2 separate regions of the Homo sapiens genome follow, and region 1 is linked to region 2. A link is a contact called in ENCODE Hi-C or POLR2A ChIA-PET data. All regions are on one chromosome and are shown on one strand. The core of a region is the stretch at or near the end of the contact, and the rest is flanking DNA. Distances in the headings are between cores, read along the strand shown.

Region 1 (2,830 bases), core at 314-2,813, 54 kb after region 2:
TATACAGTCTTCTAGATATTTTTATATGTGTATAAACATGCATATATCTGTTTCTTTACAAACAAAAATTTTAGGCCAGCTGTGGTGGCTCACACCTGTAATCCCAGCGCTTTGGGAGGCTGAAGTGGGAGAAGTGCTTGAGCCCAGGAGTTCAAGACCAGCCTGGGCTACATAGTGAGACCCCATCTCTGCGAAAAATACAAAAGATTAGCCAGGTGTAGTGGTGTGCGTCTGTGGTCCCAGGTGCAGGGGAGGCTGAGGTGGGGGAATCACTTGAGCCTGGGAGCCTCAAGGCTGCAATGAGCTATGATTGCACCACTGCACTCCAGCGGGGACAGAAGAGGGAGACTCTGTCTCAAAAATAAAAAAATAAAAAACAAAAAAATTCTACCTTGTATCCTGCAACTTGCCACCTCTGCGAATGTGGATGCCCTTCCCCCCCAGTTCATGTAGACAGGTCTCGTCTCCCTCTAGCCATATGGTATTCTGTTGTACTTCTGAACCATAACAGGACCTACATTATTTTATATGGTAGACAAATTGAGTGTCAGTAGTTCATAATTTCTTTCTTTTCTTTTCTTTTCTTTTTTTTTTGAGACAGAGTCTTACTCTCTTGCCCAGTCTAGAGTGCAGTGGCACGATCTTGGCTCACTGCAACCTCCACCTCCCAGGTTCAAGTGATTCTCCTGCCTCAGCCTCCCGAGTAGATGGGATTACAGGTGCACACCACCACGCCTGGCTAATTTTCTCATTTTTAGTAGAGACGGGGTTTCACCATGTTGGCCAGGCTGGTCTTGAACTCCTGACTTCGTGATCCGCCCACCTCGCCCTCCCAAAGTGCTGGGATTACGGGTGTAAGCCACCGCGCCTGGCCCATAATTTCTTTTGAATAAAAGCCCCACCAATGCGTTCCACAAAAAAATGTTCTTATTTAATACATTCTTTTTTTTTATGTAGAGCCTCTATGTCGGGACCTAATTTAGAAGAAAAAAATAAATATATGCGCTGCTTTTTGGAAATACATTAATGATTAAAATGAAAGTTTAGAAGATCCTTGTTGCTTTTATGCAGATCTTAGGAGCCACAAAGCCATGCATAGAGTAGGGTTCAATCAGCATCTGCCAAGTGAGGCCAATTTTCCCTCACTAAGGAGTGGCACCGTGAGTGAAGTAGTATTCCCGACAGCCTTGGCGCCTAAGGCTTGGAACAAGGCGAGGAGACAGCCTGGCTCCCCAGTTCTGGTTTGTACACCCTCTTCTTATTTCATTTCCACCCGTGAGACTATCTGAGCAGGAACGTGGATTTTTCTGTAACATGGCCAATTCGCAGGAAATCAGCCACAGTTCTGTACTTTGGAAGCCTCTCTAAGCTGCCAGGGATTCCATTTTCTGCCAAAGTACAGGCTATTGTTATTCTTCTAGGAAACAGTTTGCCAGCTTTAATTAGAGGTGTCTAGAAAACAGAACTGATGAACTTGAGGCCCTCTGATAAGTGGGGACAAAGGCTTCATTTTCTCGGCGAGGCTTTGTAATGTAGAGCCGTTGGCTGTCCTGACAGATGTTCTCTGTGTCTCCAACAAAGAAAGTCTAGTCCCACCAGCTGCACTGGCAAGAAGGCGTCTTTCTTGTGCGTGGTGGCCAGAGAAGCCTCTCCTTTCCCGACATCTTCTCACCCCCGACACTTCTGGAACGCTGGCTTTGGGGCAGGAGATAGGGGTGGGAGGCTGTGAGGATCTGGTTGTTCAGTTACCAGCGGCGTTTGGAAGTCCCCAGCCAGTGCCGCGGTGTTCTGTGGAAATCCCCGCTCTCACACTCATGGGGAAAGGATTGGTGCTTCCTGGGTTCCTGGTGTTTTGACCTGTGCTCTGGCTCTCGCAGGACCCGGCCGCCCTGGAAGGAACCCTGGTCTCTTGACTGAAGTGACAGTGGGTCTGATGGGACTTGTCACATGCCAGTCCCACACACCACAGCAGGGCCAGGTGGGGCGGCCAGGTCCCAGGGCCTCAAGCCACCATCCCAGTCTCCAGAGCAAGGATGCCGGCCAGGGCTTCTATCTCTGGGGACAGATAAGCAAAGCAGCCCTGCCAAGCGGCTCCCAGCACGTGGAACTGTGAATAGCGCGGGCTCCGCAGTAAAGCCCTTTTCCTCGTTTTCTGCATTTTGGTCTTATTGATGCTGTCCAGGAGGATTCTTTTTGTCATATGTAGCAAAGTATATTCACTTTACCCAGAGATTCATTTCTTGTGTGCTTAGAAAGTTCTTCATACATATTATTTTCAGTTCTTTAAGGTTTTGTGTTTCAATCTTTAACTTCTGCCAAATGGGATATGGGTAGGATGATGTTCGGCCTTCACTTTTCTCCAGAGTCGGCCAGTTTTCCCGGCACCCCCATGAGGTGGCATTGCTTCTTCATATGAGGCAGTGAGTGCTCCTGAGCCCGGGCTTGGCCTGGGCTGGGCTGTCTGTCCTCTCCCAGGCCACCGTCTGGATGACTTGGGGGCCACACTCACACTCATTCATCCTTGGCACTTAACTCATTGGAAGCTCGTAGTGGGGTGCCTTTCCCCTTCTCTTTCTCTCTCTTTTTGTTTTTGTTTTTGTTTTTGAGACAAGGTCATGCTCTGTCACCTTGGCTAGAGCGTAGTGGCGCAATCTCGGTTCACTGCAGCCTCAACCTCCTGGGCTCAAGCCATCGTTCTGCCTCAGCCTCCCGAGTAGCTGGGACTACAGGCACCCGCCACCATGCCCGGCTAATTCTTGTATTTTTAGTAGAGATGGGGTTTCACCATGTTGGCCAGGCTGGTCTCGAACTCCTGACCTCAAGTGATCCG
Region 2 (2,700 bases), core at 44-2,543:
TTGGGCCCAAGCGGGCTGTGGACCTCATCCAGAAGCACAAGAGCATCGAGGAGATCGTGCGGCGACTTGACCCCAACAAGTACCCTGTGCCAGAAAATTGGCTCCACAAGGAGGCTCACCAGCTCTTCTTGGAACCTGAGGTGCTGGACCCAGAGTCTGTGGAGCTGAAGTGGAGCGAGCCAAATGAAGAAGAGCTGATCAAGTTCATGTGTGGTGAAAAGCAGTTCTCTGAGGAGCGAATCCGCAGTGGGGTCAAGAGGCTGAGTAAGAGCCGCCAAGGCAGCACCCAGGGCCGCCTGGATGATTTCTTCAAGGTGACCGGCTCACTCTCTTCAGCTAAGCGCAAGGAGCCAGAACCCAAGGGATCCACTAAGAAGAAGGCAAAGACTGGGGCAGCAGGGAAGTTTAAAAGGGGAAAATAAATGTGTTTCCCCATTATACCTCCTTCACCCCAGAATATTTGCCGTCTTGTACCCTTAAGAGCTACAGCTAGAGAAACCTTCACGGGGTGGAGAGAGGATTCTAAGGCTTTTCTAGCGTGACCCTTTTCAGTAGTGCTAGTCCCTTTTTTACTTGATCTTAATGGCAAGAAGGCCACAGAGGTACTTTTCCTTTTTTAGCTCAGGAAAATATGTCAGGCTCAAACCACTTCTCAGGCAGTTTAATGGACACTAAGTCCATTGTTACATGAAAGTGATAGATAGCAACAAGTTTTGGAGAAGAGAGAGGGAGATAAAAGGGGGAGACAAAAGATGTACAGAAATGATTTCCTGGCTGGCCAACTGGTGGCCAGTGGGAGGTGATGGTGGACCTAGACTGTGCTTTTCTGTCTTGTTCAGCCTTGACCCACCTTGAGAGAGAGCCACCAGGAAGGCGCATCTTAGCAGATGGGAGGAACTGCTGAGAGAAGATGGGCAGAAAGCTGGAGCCCCTGGAGTTGGCTGTGTCTGTGTTTGTGACTGATTACTGGCTGTGTCTTGGGTGGGCAGAAACTCGAACTTGCTATGTAATTTGTGTCTAGTTATTCAGAGGAGTAAGATGGTGATGTTCACCTGGCAATCAGCTGAGTTGAGACTTTGGAATAAGACACTGGTTTTCATGCGCTGTTTTTGTTTTAAAGTTATGAAGAAAAAAGTCAATAAAATTCTAAAAGTAACCAAAATGTCATGTTCTTTGAGAACATTTGAAAATATCCCAAGTGACCATGGCTCCAAATAGCTTTCCTTTTCACTCTTAACATGCTGTAATTGCACTTGATTAACAATGGGTGGTTTGAGAGTGGCCACAAGATGGCACCATGCTCCATAAAATGGCCATAGCAGCTAGATGGAACTTCAGCCATTAGGAGGAGGATGTTTTGTTTATTTTATTTTGCTGGGAGAGGAGTTTTAATACGTTGAATAGATTTCTAGTCTCTCACTCCATGAGATCAAAGGAGTGCCTTTAAGAAAGCCTCACAATTTAGATCAACTACCTCATAACATCCAAGCATTTACTTTGCCACTACTTGTAAACTGAAAGCTGCCATTCAGAAACCATTTTCTTGTTCCTTTTGTAACATCAAATCCAAGATACTGTTTCCCATAGAGATGGCATGTTTTTGAGCTTTGAAAGTTTTATAATCCTGATAAAGCTTGGCCCATTTGAATGTCTGACGTTTTAGCATTCCTGTCAGGGCCATTTGAAGTTAACAGGGACACTTATGTAACTGTCCGAAATTTAAGCTGGCAATGTCTTGACAGATTAAACAGGTAGGGAGCCTGAAGACCAGTAGTTTTCAAGTCTTTTAATGGAGAAACCTATTCTTCAAGTGTAATCTTATGTGAAACTTTAGGATGTACAGGTTCCTCTGGTTGAAGCTGGAATGGGATAAAGTTTACCCAGCAACGGCCTCATAACTAGGGTACTTTTTGAAAACTGGTGTTGACAAAAAGTTCTATCCCAAGGGCAGGTAACTTTTGAAACTGATTTTCCCAGATTATACCAAGCCACACAACTTATTTGAGCTCTATTTTCTGATTCAGGTAGATTGCTTCTAAATCTGCAGTAATGGTGATAGGAACTAAAGACGGTAAGATTTCTTTTTTTTTTTTTTTTTTGAGACAGAGTCTCTTGCTCTGTCACCCAGGCTGGAGTTCAGTAGTGCGATCTTGGCTCACTGCAGCCTCAGCCTCCTGGGCTCAAGTGATTCTCCCACCTCAGCCTCCCAAGCAGCTGGGATTACAGGCACAGGCCACCATGCCTGGATGATTTTTCAATTTTTTGTAAAGATGGGATCTCACTGTTGCCCAGGCTGGTCTTAAACTCCTGGGCTCAAGCAATCCTCCCGCCTTGGCCTCCTAAAGGCTAGGATTACGTGTGCCATTCTCTCCCAGTGCTGGGATTACAGGATGAGCCACCTTGCCTGGCGAAATGTTAAGATTTCTTAGGAGTTATTGCCTCAGTGCAGTAGCTCTTAATAATTAAGGGCTTATACCCTGTGGTGGTCAAGAATGTAGTGGTTTTCTTTTGTCTTTTGAAGGTAAGTTTGTCTCCTATAGAATTTTGTTAATCTGACTTTCTGTGTGCACACTGCAGGGAAGATTAATGATGCCTACAAATGTTTTTGCTCAGAGCTGTTCTAGTTGGATGGTTAAGAGGCACTGCTCTGCAGTCAAGCTCTGAGGGATCACACTTGCAGAGGAAGATTTAGGCAGATAG

The links. A loop is a pair of places that touch in the nucleus more often than their neighbours do. ChIA-PET counts read pairs that join two places held with the same protein, here RNA polymerase II (POLR2A). Pooled maps may share reads with other maps.
Region 1: a map of endothelial cell of hepatic sinusoid shows a loop between it and region 2 (4-fold over the local background). The contact joins two enhancer-like sites. A Hi-C loop is called at or near these places in 8 of 168 maps with a recorded cell type or tissue (Panc1, ascending aorta, endothelial cell of hepatic sinusoid and 5 more), 1 of 37 single-sample maps with no recorded cell type and 4 of 50 pooled maps. POLR2A ChIA-PET finds 5 or more read pairs at or near these places in 12 of 52 experiments (A549, AG04450, B cell and 9 more).

What each region holds. Positions count from the first base shown.
Region 1 is chr11:61,849,675-61,852,504 of GRCh38, forward strand. All of the region lies in intron 5 of FADS2 (fatty acid desaturase 2), which reads left to right. LOC124902679 (a long non-coding RNA gene) reads left to right here. Exons shown (of 2, transcript XR_007062695.1): 2 at 75-385. Among named protein-coding and RNA genes, the nearest start is that of FADS2, 23 kb to the left of the region's middle. Within about 2 kb of position 1,564, at least 5 of the 41 ENCODE cell types and tissues checked have a DNase peak (open chromatin) inside an H3K27ac peak, as active enhancers do.
Region 2 is chr11:61,796,083-61,798,782 of GRCh38, forward strand. It overlaps FEN1 (flap structure-specific endonuclease 1), which reads left to right. Exons shown (of 2, transcript NM_004111.6): 2 at 1-1,156. The coding sequence ends at 422. Among named protein-coding and RNA genes, the nearest start is that of FEN1, 4.5 kb to the left of the region's middle. Within about 2 kb of position 1,294, at least 5 of the 41 ENCODE cell types and tissues checked have a DNase peak (open chromatin) inside an H3K27ac peak, as active enhancers do.